2 separate regions of the Homo sapiens genome follow, and region 1 is linked to region 2. The links are chromatin loops, found by intact Hi-C in ENCODE. Cell type or tissue: ovary. All regions are shown on one strand. Links, peaks and the distances in the headings refer to the core of each region. The heading gives the core; the rest is flanking DNA.

Region 1 (5,383 bases), core at 149-5,148, 65 kb after region 2:
CAGAATGCAAAATTGGGGTTTAATTGATTTTGTGTGTGCTGTTTCCAAGGACCACTTAGTGGGCCCATTCTTATAGCTAGAAATCGACAATATCGGGAGTGTTTACACAAGGAAGTAGGCCTTCTCCTACTTCCCACCCTTCAGAGATGAGAGACTGCTATTATCCATTTACCAGCGCACCACTGGAAAGAATAGTTAAAAAAAAAAAAAAAATGAGCTCAAGGTTTTTGGTCTAAAAGACTGGAATAATGGTGTTTTCATTTACCAAACTTAGGAAGAACATACAAGGAGGAACTATGGGAGTGCAAGTCAGTAGTTCAGCTTTGAACATTTTATATTTGTCACAACAATTAGGCATTTGATTGGAATTGTTAAATAAGCAGTTGGATATACAAGTCTGGGGTTCAGGGAAGAGGTCCTGAATATATTTTTTTGGGAGTCAGGCATTTGCATGGTATTTAATGCCAAGAGACAAGACGAGACCAAGCCAGTGAGTTATTAGATAGAGGAGCTCAGTCCCAGGATAATTTTTAGGGTCTTCCAACATTTAAAGGTCAGAGTAAAGACCAGCAAAGGAGACTGAGAAGAGTGGCCAATGGGGCAGAAAGAGAACCAGGAGGGTGAGATGTGCTAGAAGCCAAATGAAGAAAGGACTTCCAAAAGAAGGAAGTGATCAACTGTGTCAAACGCTCATGTATTAATTAAGATGAGAATTGAGAATTGATCATTGGCTTTGGCAATGTAGAAATATTGATGATCTTGAAAAGCATCAAGGATGGTAGAGAAAAAGCCTGATTGGCATGGGTTCAACAGAAGATGGGAGGAAAAGAACTCGGAGCAGTGAATAGAGACAACATTTTCAGAATTTTTTTTGAAAGAGGGGCAGAGGATTGGAATAGGAGCTGGAGAGTTGTATGGGTTTAATGAAGATTTCTTTTTTTCTTTTAGCTTAAGACTAGATATATTTTGACATGCTTGTATGATGATGAGAATAATCTAGTAGAAAGAGATCATTGATGATGCATAAGAGAGGTGACAATTGCTAGAGCAATGTCCTTGGGTAGATAAGAGAGCATGAAACCTAGAGCTAAGTAGGGTTGACCTTCAATAGGAGCATGGACAAATCAGGCATCGTTGCAGGAGTAAAGACAAACTATCCAGATTCAGCTGTAAGTATATTGGAAAATATGATGGTAGAAGCCTGTGATGCTCTTATCTGATTGCCTCTATTTTCTCAGTTCAATAAGGAAGCAAATTCTTCAACTAAGACTAGGTTAGGGAAGCAGGAGGTTTGGAGACTTCAAGGCAACAGAGGATGTTTGGACTTGGGAAACAGCAGACTTGCCAGGTAGCACTAAGGACCCAGTTGACATTACTGGTAACAAATTTTAAGTAAAAGCACTTAGCTTAGCTGCGTGTTTTCCTCCAGCTGGATTTAGCTTCCTGTCTGCTTGCTACATGGAGAGCAGTGTTTAGAGTGATGAATCAGGGGATGTCAGCTGGTAAAGGACGGTGGGTGGCTGAGGCATGTGGGAACACAAGATCATTGGAGGACAGAAGCCCAAGGAACTAAGAGGCCAGGGTATTAGAATGATCACAGACATGAATGTTGAAATCGCTGAGAATTATGGCAGAAGTAGCATTGGAAAGAGTTAAAACCAGGAGCTAACATCTAGAAATGAAGGGAAGTAATGCAGGGATCAGGAAATGACTGCAACAAGGAGGGGTAGAGGATAATATTTTCAGGAAGGAATATAGCTGTGGAGCAAGGAGACAATTGCGTCTACTTCCAGGCTCTGTGATACAAAGGGTATGGAAGCTGTCGGAAGAGCTATAAATCACGAGAGGAAGTATAGAGCATGAAGTTGCAGGGAACATTCAAAGAAGAGTTTGAGATACAGGGTCTTGGCTAATGACTTATCTGGAGTTCCAGAGAAATCAGAAAGGGGAAAGACATTGGGTCAGAGCAGGAGATGCATAGAGCCAGTTGGCTGTGGGAGTAGGGGTTCCACAAGGAGCTGGAAGTCCTGGGGGTCTTGCAGAATGTAAGGCATCATGCAGTCAGTCCCAGTGGTCTCTCATGAAGAGTGTAGTGGTGAGACTGGGACTGCTGTGGAGGGATTTCCTTCCAAGAACACACAGAATTCTGGGGCTCCCTTTCCCTTTCTACTGAGGTTGATTGGAGGCTTGGGAAGGAGTTGGTTACTAAGAGCACACAAAGCCCTGGGGACCACCTTCATTCCTCTAACCCTACGGAAGATGCTATTTATTCCATACCTTGTTTAATGCTTCAGTGCAGCTGGTCCACAAGTGTTTGCTGTATCCAGAAGAAGGTCAGATAAAGAGTGAAGGCACACCCCTGTTGGAAAAGAAGCAACAGTCTCTCTATGATTGTTGATTCACTGTTTGCCTGTTGACTCCTGGAATTAACACTCAACAGAGTCAAGAAACCTGGGTATTGGTCTTGACTGAGTGTCCTTGGATAAATGCCTCCCCCAGTTTGAATTTGAATTTCTTCTCTGTAAAATAAGGGAGCTGGATCACGTGACATCTAGGTTCCTTTCAAGCCCTGAATCTGAGTCTTTAACTGTGGCTTCCTAGATTTTGGGATTGGCCTACATTGGCCCCTGCTTCCTACCCTTTATTCTCAGTTTTGCCGTGGTCTAGCTTTTCATTTCTTATGTCAGGAGCATGGGCCAGCCACAGTACTTTTGACTAGGTTGCTTGCTGTCCCTTAGGTGACTGTGTCCTCATCATGTCCGGACAAGTGATGCCAAGGATTGCTGCAACTCTAGCTGGCCTTTGGGGATGAAGTGGGTTAGAACCCAACACACACTAATATGGTTGGAATTTAGGCTGTGCATATTGTCTGAGAAGCAACTATCAAATTGCTTGTATGTCTGTGACACAAAGAACAAGAAGAGATGAAAGGAGAACATATACTCCATGTTGTCTCTCCGGCTGGTCCTCAAGTTGTAGAATTTCTGCCTCTTTTTTCCCCAGTGCTAGTGGGACTTCCCAGTCCCAGTGCCTCCTGGAGAAGTTTCCCGTCATTGTTCTTGGATAAGGAAAACTCTGCTTGGGGTTTTGGTACATGTCACTCTTGCTTTGTGAATATTTACTAAACATGGTTTTGGCTGTATAGCTCTGATGCACTGTAATGATATCATTCACCTATCTGAAGTCTCACTGTTTAGAGGGGTGACCCTCTAAACCATTTCTCATGTTTTTTAAGGTTGAAGGAATGTTTAGCTGAGCCTATGAGGTCCTATACCAAAATTTTACCTATCTTCTGGAAGCTAGCAAGGCCTAGGATTTTTACTAAACTGAAAAATTCAATGAATTAGTGGAACTGAGAAATTTGGTGTTTAGAGAAAATGAAAATATAGACAGAATACTTACCACCATTTACAAATATACAATATTCTCAAAAGAACCAATTATCAAATAAAACATTTTAAGATATCTATCCTTTGAAAAACAAAGCCTATTAATTTTTTAAAAACTATCCTCGAACTGGCATATATCCCCTTTGTAAAATATCAATTCCTTAAGAATCTTTCTTTCAAAATAGCAATTGTGATAACCAGGGTCATTCACTTGTGAACTTGTCTTGTCTCCTCTTAACTAGATCCAGAACATTTGTTTTGCTCAGTGCTATCCTGCTTTCACTCAGCCTATCTAAAGTTTTACTAATTTAGTTCAGTTGTATAACTTCCCTCCAGGAGTAGTCATCTCCAGCTTTAAAATTTTATTTTTCTGGAATCATGCAAGAGTTTGTTATGCACAAATATGGACTATAGGCTTTAAAAAAGCTAAATTTTATGTCAAATTGGAATTTATCTCAGTGTCTGATTATATAATGTGATGTTGCAAATCAATAGATGTGTCCCTAGCACTGCATCAAGTAAGGATGAGGAACACAGGGGCCATGTCAATCCAAGAGCTTCACAGTTTGTCCATTGGCAGCCATTTATTGAAGGAAATTGCTAGATTCTTGGATTTTCCACTTATTAATTTTCACATGCTGGAAAAGGTGCGAATTTGACTAGTTCCATTTAGTCTGCAATTTAAAAGCTACCCCAAAATATTTGAAAGAGCTTATGACATCATTCTTAGATCATGTGTACATGCTCAGAAACCAAACCTATTCCTGAATAGCCCCTTTCTCTTCAGCCAATTTAAGCAATCAGTAGACTGTTTTGTATATGCAACATTAACTCATTTGGAAGATTTATGCTTATGCTGTTGCTCTGACTGAGCTGGTCAGAGGATTTTAGAAGTTTCCAGGCGAATGGGTAAAATGTAGGGAGTAAGCACACTTTGAAGTGAACTGTGCCATCATAGGATCAATGTATTCAAATAGACACTGGAGAAGACATTTCCACTGTTTCCCATACTAGTTACATTTCATTGACAATCCCATGGCTTCAATAGGTGAGACTCTACTGTGTCAGAAGGTAGAACAATGAGCTTCAGTCTTCTTGAACTTCTCTTGTGAAACCTGTTTCCTTCCTGGCTTTATTAAAAAATTATGTCTTCTGTTTTTGGAAAAGTAGCTGTCAGAGGATTAGAGACAATTCATTGAATTGGATTACTTGTTGTCACAAATATTATAATAGTATTGTAGAGCACAGACCAACGGAGAGCTGTTCCCATTTGCTAGGATGTTGTTACTGCTTCGGTTTTATTTTTATTTAAATTTTTTATCTCTGCTATTCTCCTTTATGGTCAAAATTGTAAAGAGTGCATCTTTGGAGGAATGCAAGGTAGGCAAGCTTGCTAAGAGCTTCTACAAGACTACCTTAAAAGAAGACTTATATTTAACAAACAGAATCTCAACATATGGACATACACCCTCTTGAGCTGGTTAGAAAGGACTTTTTTCTTTATTTGCTCTTTTTGACCACTGACATTTATTTTAATTTTTTTCATTTTTAAACATTTTTATTTTGAAATAAAGTAAAAGATTAACAGGAAGTTACAAAATAGTATAGAAAGGTCCCAGGTACCCAGTTTTCCCCAGTAGTAACATCTTGCATAACTACAGTGCAATACCAAAACCCAAGAAATTGACATTCGTGTGATTCACAACGTTATTCAGGTAAGAAGGTCTTTTTAAAACAAGAAATAATTCATTACAACCACGGGGTTCCTCTAAAAACTGTCCCTTTAACTGAAGAACACCTGATTGTTTGTTGTTTATTCAGTACTTCTCCACATTTTGCAGAGGCACACAAAATCATTTTTATAAATCCCAACCTATGAAGGACAGAACAAAGTCATTGTTCTATTTTTCAAAGTATACAAAAGCTAAACGAGAAAAAAATCATCTGGGAAGGCAGAAATCCATTGGTGCAAAGTTTTTAGAAAGCTAAGTGAA
Region 2 (5,383 bases), core at 229-5,228:
CCAGCCTCAGAGGATGTTTCATACTAAGGTCAAGATGCACATGGAGCCAGGAACCCAGGTGCTCATTCTGACAGTGTGAAAGAATTCTGTTTCGCCAACCCTAGAGGGAGTTGTTCAAAGTTCCAGAAAACAGCAGTAAGATTCGTGATGCCAAGGAAGGGTGGACTATGTATTTCTGTAATTTAATTTAAATGAAATCCAGGACCTATTGTTCGAGACAATGGATTAAGAATGACTCAGAAAGCATTGTGGAGATCACTGGGGCTGCCCTTCCCATCATAGGTCCTGGAGTGCAGAACAATATCAAAGGAAGGCCATCGCTGCCCAGAGCAGCCTTATATCAGGGGCTCTACTCCCTGCACTCCATGCCTGTGCCCCGTGGCTGCCCCAGGGCCAGCTTAGGTGGCTCCAGTGCAGCATGCTTGGCACCCAGCAAAGCCATGGGGGCATGGCTGCCTCTACCTGGATTACAAAGAATGCCCTGGAAAGCCATAGGCCCAGGCAGACAAATACCACAAAGGTGGGGCCACCATAGAGAGTCCCCACTAAGGCAATACCCAGTGGAACCATGCGAGTGGGGACACCACAGAGACCACAGACCAGTAGAGCCCCTAGCATGTGATTCCCATCTGGGAGAACTGCAGGCACTCAACTCCAAACAGAGAGAGCTGTGCCATAGGCTACACCTGGAAAATCTATGGTGGCAGGGCTGTCCAAGGCCATGAAGGCAGGCAAAGCTGCAGAGGTAGGACTGCCATCCCAGTGGGTCTGCAAGGCAGGACCTCTGCCCCAGCACCTAGACAGTGGAACACTGAGCCAAAAAGATTATGCTTGAGCATTAAGATTTTGGACTTGCGCAGAACTTGCCACTTCTTTCTTTACTATTTCTCCATCTTGGAATGGGAATATCTAGCCTATGCCTGTCCCATCGTTTTATTTTGGAAGCACTTAACATGTTTAATTTTAAAGGTTCACAGCTCAGGATGGATAGTACCTGCGGTCTCACCCACATCTAATTTGGATGACATTTAGATGAGACCCTGGACTTCAGACTTTTAAATTGATGCTGGACTGAGTTAAAACTTCAGGGCTCATGGGATGAAATGAATATATTTTGCATGCAAGAAGGATATGAGGCTGGGCGCACTGGCTCACGCCTATAATCCCAGCACTTTGGGAGGCTGAGGTGGGTGGATCACCTGAGGTCAGGAGTTCGAGACCAGCCTGGCCAACATGGTGAAGCCCTATCTCTACTAAAAATACAAAAAATTGGCTGGGTGTGGTGGCAGGCACCTGTAATCCCAGCTACTGAGGAGGCTGAGGCAGGAGAATGGCTTGAACCTGGAAGGCAGAGGTTGCAGTGAGCCAAGATTGTGCCATTGCATTCCAGCCTGTGCAACAAGAGTGAAACTCCATCCCCCCGCCCCCCAAAAAAAACCAAAAAAACAAACAAACATGAATTTGGGTAGAGGCAAGGGTGAAATTCTATGGTCTGAATGTTTGTTTCTCCTCCAAAATTCATGTTGAAATCCTAGCCCTCAAGGTGACGGTATTATGAGGTACTGCCTCTGGGAGGTGATTAGGTCATCAGAGCAGTCCTCATGTATGGGATTAATGCCCTCATCAAAAAGGCTAGAGGGAGACCCCCACCCCTTTCACCATGTGAGGACACAGCAAGAAGGCACTGTCTATAGGCAGAAAGCAGATCCTCACCAGACCCTGAATCTGCCCTGAGTTTGGACTTCCCGACTTCGGGAGCTGTGAGAAATACATTTTCATTATTTATAAGCCACCCAGTTTATAGTATTGTGTTGTGGCAGCTCAAATGGAATAAGACAACCCAGTTTGGACTTTCTGGAAAGAGGAATCTAGTGAGAAATAATATTTCAAGAAGTGGAGATTAGTCTAATGAGGCCCAATGAATGAAAAGAGAAAAGGGACTTATTTGTTTGTCTTCAAAGGAACACCTCTCAGCCCTGGAACCAAAGATAGAAGTGACTCAAGGATGCAGAGCAAGGACTGGGTCTTTAAGAAGCAAGGCCAGGGGCCGGGCATGGTGGCTCACGCCTGTAATTCCAGCATTTTGGGAGGCCGAGGTGGGCGGATCACTTGAGGTCAGGAGTTCAAGACCAGCCTGGCCAACATGGTGAAACCCCATCTCTACTAAAAATACAAAATTAGCTGGGCATGATGGCACATGCCTGTAATCCCAGCTACTTGGGAGGCTGAGGCAGGAGAATCGCTTGAACCCAGGAAGTTGCAGTGAGCTAAGATCGCGCCATTACACTCCAGCCTGAGCAAAAAGAGCGAAAAAAAGCAAGGCCAGAAGAGTGAGGTAAGGCATGGATGTGGAATGATCCCGCCTCAGGGGATGCCTGTTGTGTAAGGTCAAGATGCACCTGGAGCCAGGGACCCAGGTGCTCATTCTAACACCATGAAGGAATTCTGTTTCGCCAAAACTACAGAGTTTTTCAAAGTTCCAGAAAACAGCAGTAAGGTTCAGTGATGCCAAGGAAGGGTGGACTATATTTCTGTAATTTAATTTAAAGAACTGACATAGGTTTCTCAGGGATACACAAAACAGGTTCTTACTCTCATAGAAAGAGCTGGCTCTTGACTCGCTTTAGGGAATGCAGTTCCCAGTAAACAGGCGCCTTCTATAAGGGAACCATAGAAACTTCAGGGAGGGCTCCCAGAAAGCTGCTGGGCTGGTGTTGGTGTCTCTGAACTTGAAAGAGTGGCCTCATTACACCCAGATTTCCAAGACACAGACCAACTATCTTGGGGGACAAGTTGGAAGGTTGATATGGCAAGTGTTAAAACAAACAAACAAACAAACAAACAAACCCTGCAAACTAGATTTAGTTGCTGCTTCAGGAAGGCACTGCCATTGCTGGGGTGACCTGAAGACCTGTTCACCAACAGGAGCAAGGAACCCCTGTCCCTTCCTCCATCCAGGCTTGTGGTCTCTCTCTCTGGTGCCCCCTACTGGCAGAGCCTAACAGGGTGTCTGCTGGCCAAGCAGAAAGGTGCTGTGCAGAGTCCTAGCCTCAGTGGAATACAGGAGCGTGGGTCTGGAGTTGCGAGGTCACAACTTTATAAGTGGCACGTTCTGCTTATAGCGTCCCAAGACACAAGTTTCTTTCCTAGTAGAACCATATATTACCGATTACCGCTAGAATTGTATTTGAGCCATTTCTAGGTACCTTCTTTTGGGAGAACCATACCTAGCTTCTGCAGACTTAAAAATCCTGCCATCTCAAAAGCTGAGGTACATGTTTGACTATGTTTATCCTTTCCATTCCTAGCTATTAACAGAAAAAAAAATCTACTTTCACTTTCTTCTGAAAAGTCAAGAGCATATCCACCAAATTCTCTAGCACATACCCAATATTTGAATTTTTTCATCACCACTGTATAAAATATATATTCAATTACCAATTCTATACATTACTTCTATATTGTTTTTTTTTCATCTGTTCAAAATGCATGATTAATTTTCTCCTTCTGGTCAGGTGGCCTATACCAAAGTTCCAGAGCAGGTCACTTACATTTTTCTCTGACTCACTTCTCCACAGTGTTTCTGTTTTTGGGTTACTCAAATGAATATCTTATTGACATATCATACCATTCAGTCTCCCCTTATTACAGCCTATCATTTGGGAATATGGCATGCTTCTCCATCACTGTATTTTAATCTGAAGCCCCTTCCCACCATGTCTCAAAAAATCACATTATGGTGTAACCTCAAGCTTGGTTCACTTACAATGCACACTGAGACAGTATGATATAGTGACCTCTGGACTAGATTGCCCATGTCCAAATCCCTGCTTTTCTACCTACCACCTGTACATGTCCTTGTGCAAGTCATTTAACTTCCATAAGCCTCATTTTTCTCCATCTGTGAAATGAAAGTAACAACAATACCTACCTTGTAAGGTTGTTCCCAAGATGAAAAGAGATATACAGTCACTAAGTGCTCAATCAATGACACCTATTATTAGTATAATGGTTTTAAGGCTATTAGCATTATTTCCATCTCCTCTCTGTCTTCCAATATTTTGGGGGTGCGATTCCCAGGCATCTCCCATACCCTTATTCATATTCTCATCTTACACTTGTTGTCTTCCATAGGAACCATGTTCATAGGTTTATCAAGGTGATTGTCCTTCTTTCTTCCTTTACTTAAAGTTTTTCAGTTGGATCACCCAGACTCTGGTCAAATATCCTTCCCTCGCCAAGAATACATCATTTATCCCAGTACCTAGAACCATGGCTTTGTCTCATAAATATCACTTCTCTTTATCATCTTTGTAATTGTACATTCAACCCACAGATTTTTCTTTCTCTTCAAAGTCTTTATTGTTGGTAGAAAAAATGATCATATAAGCTTATCATCTAGGGCTGGGCGTGGTGGCTCACAACTGTAGTCCCAGCACTTCAGGAGGCCGAGGCAGTGAATCGCTTGAGCTCAGGAGTTTGAGACAAGCCTGGGCAACATGGCGAAACCCTATCTCTACCAAAAATACACAAAATTAGGCGGGTGTGGTGGTGTGCTCCTGTGGTCCCAGCTACTTGGGAGGCTGAGGTGGGATGATTGCTTGAGCCAGGGGACGGAGGTTGCAGTGAGCCGAGATCGTGCCACTGCACTCCAGCCTGGGTGACAGAGTGATACCTGTTTCAAAAAAAAAAGTTTGTCATCTATACTCTTGAGTCCTTTGATTCCTCACCCAAGGTATAGTTTCTTTTCAGAAATGTCATTCATGCAATATTTTAGCTCAAGACATACTGGGAGGAGATTTCCAGGAGAAAGTTAATATGGATCTTCAAGTGGCAGAAGAATCAGGAAGATGAGACCTCAGAGCTTAATGGAATAGCTTTCAAGAGCATGATGAATCATCTTGGGGGTGTGACTTGGACAGAATGCTTATTTCATATAGGCTAAGTAGAGAGTATTCAGCCTGTCAGAAAAGGAAGCTTTCGGCCTGATGCCAAAGAAATTTGCTAGTCAAAATAACCAGTCAAATAATTTCCAAATTAATTATTTTTCATTTTGTGTTTGCATTTGTACATCCAGTCTCAGATTCTCAAAGGAATAAGTTATGATTTTAGCACACAAAAGTTTAGCTTCTTCTCATCACTACCCTAAACCATCTAAATTATAAAAGTGAAACTATATATTATACAGTGGTACCTTCATAAATCTATTTCCAAGTGCCAGAAAATAGGCATTATGAGTGGGGAATTTCATATGTGTCCATGCATGTACAGAGTTCAGGCTCGGGGAGATAAATGTGTCAAGAATGCATAACCACAGCCGAGTAATTATGCAACTTCTATTTCTGCCAATAAATTTCGAGCCTGATTTATGTCAGATCAGAAT

Evidence for each region. A loop is a pair of places that touch in the nucleus more often than their neighbours do. Peaks named below come from ENCODE experiments on the same cell type or tissue, not always from the same donor. Only the 100,000 strongest peaks of a DNase experiment are listed, where the experiment ranks them.
Region 1: it touches region 2 in a loop (2.1-fold over the local background); 2 of 110 quality-filtered maps call a loop at or near these places.

What each region holds. Positions count from the first base shown.
Region 1 is chr7:134,812,387-134,817,769 of GRCh38, forward strand. All of the region lies in intron 1 of CALD1 (caldesmon 1), which reads left to right. It overlaps LOC124901750 (a long non-coding RNA gene), which reads right to left. Exons shown (of 2, transcript XR_007060537.1): 1 at 2,278-5,383. Among named protein-coding and RNA genes, the nearest start is that of CALD1, 35 kb to the left of the region's middle. In ovary, for the core only: no CTCF peak of the experiment used is centred there; a DNase peak (open chromatin) is centred at 2,715; H3K27ac peaks cover 2,661 bases.
Region 2 is chr7:134,747,293-134,752,675 of GRCh38, forward strand. All of the region lies in intron 1 of LOC124901750 (a long non-coding RNA gene), which reads right to left. It also overlaps a transcript of CALD1 not described here. Among named protein-coding and RNA genes, the nearest start is that of CALD1, 30 kb to the right of the region's middle. In ovary, for the core only: a CTCF peak has its summit at 3,031 (motif pointing left); a DNase peak (open chromatin) is centred at 3,022.